Regions from separate parts of the Homo sapiens genome. Here region 2 is linked to region 1. Evidence: chromatin loops called from intact Hi-C (ENCODE). Cell type or tissue: Caco-2. All regions are shown on one strand.

The links. A loop is a pair of places that touch in the nucleus more often than their neighbours do. Peaks named below come from ENCODE experiments on the same cell type or tissue, not always from the same donor. Only the 100,000 strongest peaks of a DNase experiment are listed, where the experiment ranks them.
Region 2: a loop joins it to region 1, with 18 times the contacts of the local background. A loop is called at or near these places in 3 of 110 quality-filtered maps.

The regions. Positions count from the first base shown.
Region 1 is chr7:104,088,622-104,091,121 of GRCh38, forward strand. No RefSeq gene overlaps it. Among named protein-coding and RNA genes, the nearest start is that of RELN, 100 kb to the left of the region's middle. In Caco-2, no CTCF peak of the experiment used is centred here; a DNase peak (open chromatin) is centred at 1,230.
Region 2 is chr7:103,659,489-103,661,988 of GRCh38, forward strand. It overlaps RELN (reelin), which reads right to left. Exons shown (of 65, transcript NM_005045.4): 12 at 1,888-2,039. Among named protein-coding and RNA genes, the nearest start is that of SLC26A5, 210 kb to the left of the region's middle. RefSeq lists an enhancer at 1,113-2,312. In Caco-2, no CTCF peak of the experiment used is centred here; a DNase peak (open chromatin) is centred at 1,213.

The DNA of each region.
Region 1 (2,500 bases):
CCAGCCCGGGCAACGGAACAAGACTCCGTCTCAAAAAAAAAAAAAAAAGGTAACACGTTCAGTTAAATACCCATTTACCCACAGATACATTCACCATCACTGGTGTTACTGAAAGATTTAATCTGCTGGTTAGGTGTGTTTCTGAGAATATCTTTGTTTAGTCTGAATTGAAAAAACTCAAACCTCTCCTTGGGCTCTCCTTGCCACAAAACCCTTGTGGAAACTTATTACAAGAGTACACTTTTGCAAATAATTGGTATTTTTAAGCCTTCTATGTTTTTCTTAATTTGTAGTTTGGTATTATTAAACAACGTACTCCATGACAGTAGCTTTGAAACTGTTTTTGATTATGACCCACATAAAAAATACATTTTACCTTACAACTCACTACACATATACAGGTGTGTGTTTGTGTGTGTGGTATGTCAAACAACAAAAGTTTTATGAAACAGTATTTACCCTTACCACATGCAATGCATGCTGATATTTTCTATTCTTTCCTTTTATAAAGATGCTGAGTAATCTACCTAGCTGATACCCAGCTGATGTCACAACTCAATAATGGTTCCCAATCTGCAGTTTGATCAACATTGTTCAGAGAAAAGACAGTCTTATCACACCAGAGTAATACCAGAATAGGATCTCAGTTTGTCCCCTGATAACCCTAGCTTTGAATGAGACGCTACCCCATTTTGAGTAACCTCTAAGCCTTGCATTCTTTTCTATTTTCCTTCTTCTGTAATAATCTCAGATGCCACCTACCATAGGTAAATACAAACATTCAAAGAGATAAGACAGTAATCCTGTAGTAGTATCAGTCACAGACTTTTTAAAAAACTCCTCCTCTGGAACATAACATTCTATAAAATTGGTGGTTATGTAATCAGCAATCAAGAGAAGGGCAAATATTGAAAAAGAAAGAGTCCCACAAAAGCAAAACACAAATAGCATTAACAGTTTACACTCTCTCTCTCTCTAGTCTTGCTTTTTATCCTTCGTCCTCCCTAATGTCAATTTTTTTGCCCAGTGGGTAGAATATAGTTGCCTTCTTTACCCTAATGTCTGCTTTCTTTCCCAGAAAGTTGCTTTTCTGTTAGACTCATGGCAGCCTTCCATGCAGTCTCTCCCCATTCTTGTCTAGCACTCTCTCTGAATAATGGAAGCTCTTTTATTCAATCCCGGGCACTAGCTCTCACTTGACTCCTCACCCACTAATCAATCACTCATCGCCCAAGGATTCCCAGTAAACTCTGGCTCCCCTTCCTCCCCTGCCAGAACATCTTTTCAGCTTTCATCAGACAAAGGCACATGATTACATAGCCAACATAGACAAGAATAACACAAAACAAAGGAAGGGTTTAAAAAAAAAAAAGTTGATTTCATTGCAGACAACATAGAATTCTATTGGGCAGATATTATCCACTGTATCAACTCAGCATAAGATAAAGATTTTATTTGATTTACCCAGGGATGAGGTGAAATTAATTGAGCAATAGCGAATTCCCTGCTCCTGCTCTTGCTGGAGGAAAAGTCCCTTTAGTAGTTATGGCCTTTCGGTTTGACTGTACATACACGGACCTTGCTAGTGAGGTTGTGTTATTTTTTATCTTCCATCTTACCACTTCTGAATTTTGTTAATTGCTTTTCCTTTTTCTACAATGAATCTTTTATTTTACTCAGACACCCAAACTAAATAAAAATTAAATCTGTAACTCAGAGTGGAGTAGAAGTATATCATCAACTTCCTGTTCAAAACATGTTGTTTCAGCATTTGCCATATTATCGTTTTGGAATCCATACTTAATTATATTATTCTACCTAAAAATATTGGCTAGATAACTTTAATATCAGGTGGACAAAGCTCAAAAAGAGAATTAACCTATTTGGGTCTTTTTGCTTTATTGTTTTTTTCCATGATTTTAATTAATAGATACCCATATATATTTTTTCTAACATTATATAGTGGTATAAAAATAAAAGTGAAAATCAACTATTATTTTGCCCCCTAGACATAACCACTGAAAACACTTTGGTATAGTCATGGAGACATTTTATATATATATATATATGTATGTATGCCTCACACATATTAATGCAATATTTTAGGAAATCTCAAAAGTAGTTGCCGTTAAGTGATTAGAGTAGAAATAATTTTTTCCCCATTTCTTTACATTTTTCTCTGCTTTTTAGATTTTTAGTAATGTCCATACATTGGTTGTAAGTCATAATAAATGAAAGTAAAAAAGTAAAACGGCTAGCCAAGGAGCCATAGCAAGGAGAGAGGTCATTTTGCTGGCAGAGCAGATGGATGGTAGGGGAGGTAGGGTGCTGGGGAAAGAGGAAGGAGTGTAGGTAGGGTGGGGAGGGGTCTACAGAGGAAGGAAGTTCTGACTAATCATACCTAATCTTCAGCTCCTGTTGTTGTTTGTTCAAAACTTTCATACTTGGGGGCACCTTCACAGTCACTTTCAAATATATGTTTATATTTTCCAGGACTTCA
Region 2 (2,500 bases), 430 kb before region 1:
ATGACATACCTTTATTCTTGTGCCCTTTTTTCATAATGGCTTAGCTTGGAATTCTCTTCCTTAAATTTAAATCATGCCCATCCTTCAAGGGTGAGTTCAAATGCCATCTCCTTCATGAAGCTTTACCCTAATCCCTCCACTGCAATTACAGCTTCCTCTATACTCTCATAGCATTTCATTCCATTACAGCACACTGCATTCTACCTTATAGTCAGATGGTACTTGTGGGTGGGAACTCAGATTAATTTTTATATCAATAACAACAGAGATATACTGAGTCTAAATATTTATTTGGCAGTTTTGAGTGCTTTTCATACATTAACTCATTTGACCAGCAACTCTGTGATTTAGGTGACATTATTCTCCCCATTTGTATTCTCCATATATCCTGGCTTAAGGCTCTATATTCAGTAGGCATTCCTTACTGTTTTAATTGAATGAAGAGGCTTTTACTTGGGATAATGTACTTCTTTGGGCTCACTCAAATCAATTCCCCATCATAGTAATACTGTTTTAATTCATTGATTAATAATATGCTTTGTTCCAGAAAAAATTAAAGATTAATCTTATATAAAGACAATTATATAAAGGAACTTATATAATGATGACTTAATCTCATATAAATCACCAAATATGGTTAATTTATTATAATAAAATCAAAATATGGTATGAAATACATTGTGTCAAAAATGGGGAAAAGGGAAAAAACTTAAATTAGGCTGGCATACTAAATGTTTATTACAACTTTTTTGGAGGAGGGCTTAAGGTTTTCCAGGAATCCCTTTTGATAAAATGAGAGCCAGTTTGAATTCTAATTATGTAAAGAAAATGAGCTCTGGGCCTTTAAATAGACAAACCAGTTCAGAGTGAAGGTGAGGTTGTCCTTAAATGTGAGACTATATTACTTTATTTTATATGCACAATTTCTCTGTTATCAAACACATAATTATGGAAAATGAGTTAGCATCACATAGGTAATATGCTTGAGAGCATGATACAATCTGAGGTTTCCCATGCAACCCTGAGCTGTATGATTATCAAAAAGGTGAAGTGAGGAATACAAGAGAAATAAATCGTCAATGCTGAAGTTAGACTCAGGAGATCTGTTTGTCCTGATGAACTGACATCTTTGCTAGTAAGTTCAAAGGTAGACAGTGTTTATTTCCTGTTTCACTTCCAGATATTGCCTGTGCTTTTCCAGTCACTCAACAAAGAAGGCATGTGACACCTACTCACATTTCTGGAATGACATCAGTGAGAGAATATGTAACTGTGGCTCTTGTTGACTAAAAGGATTAACTTTGGAGGTCACAAAGTTCAACCTTCTAACTCCTTTTTGGGTAATTTTCCAACTATCTTTATTTGCTCTACAATACTTTGAAGAAAACTATAACTTATGAACACATGTTTTTCTTAATGTGTTTGCAAACATATTAGAAAATAGAGAGTATTATTAAAGTATTAACCTAAATTTCTCAGCTTCCTACTACAAAAGAGTTATGCAATGATGAGATATTCATGAAAACAAAGGCTCACCTTGATGACTATTTTTGGGGGGAAGCTGGGAAAAAGAAATCGCTTTGTTTTAGCTTATCTCTCATTGTCTTTTCAGCTATGACCATGGAGGGAGAGGTGGAAGGAAGGTATTATGGCATTTCTTCTTCAGGCCTCATCATGGCAAGCCATGACTAGATCTCTTTAGGTTGGCTCCAGCGGGGCTGGCCTGAAACACGGGGGAGTACCACAGGCTTCTGCTCTGTCTGGAGAGCTCACGTTTCATGAATTTTCATTTTACGTAGTTGACAACAAACAATCTTACTTCCTCAGGAATAGGTGCTGGCCTAGGATTTGCCCCACGGTGAACAAAGTTTGTGAAAATGTACTTACCCATCACAAAGTAAAACCTCAGGTTCCCATAACCGGTAGTGTCCATGGATGGAGTGCATAATTTCCTCTCTCCATCTTTGAGGAAGACCATTGATAAGCCTGATTCTATCGTTCCACATTCTGTACCAATGACAGCTCCCAAGACATCCCATCTAAAAAAAAAGGGGGATTAAGAGTTAGAGTTAGAATATTAAGCCAAATCTTTATAAAGAATAACATTTAGTTTTTAGTGAGGGACACTTACTTACTTAGTAATGAATAATTCTGAAATAAAGATATGGCACTTTATTTAGGCAATGATTAAACTTTAAACACAAATTTTAGGTAGTGAATACACTTTAAACACATTACATTCACAGTTATAGTTTTCCTGTAGAGGGATGAATTTAATCAATCTTGTATACGGTGTGTCTACTTGTGATCAGAGCCATGCTCCAGACTGAGATACTTTTCATTCTTTAAGTACTTATAGTTGAGTTGGGAAATCAATGAACTAAGGAAACAGTGAATTATAAAAGACAGACTCATAATATAAATACTTGTATGATGTTTTACCTATTGAAAATAGTAATAAAATGAAAAGTCATAAGAATTGGCAAAAGTCTAGCAAGTT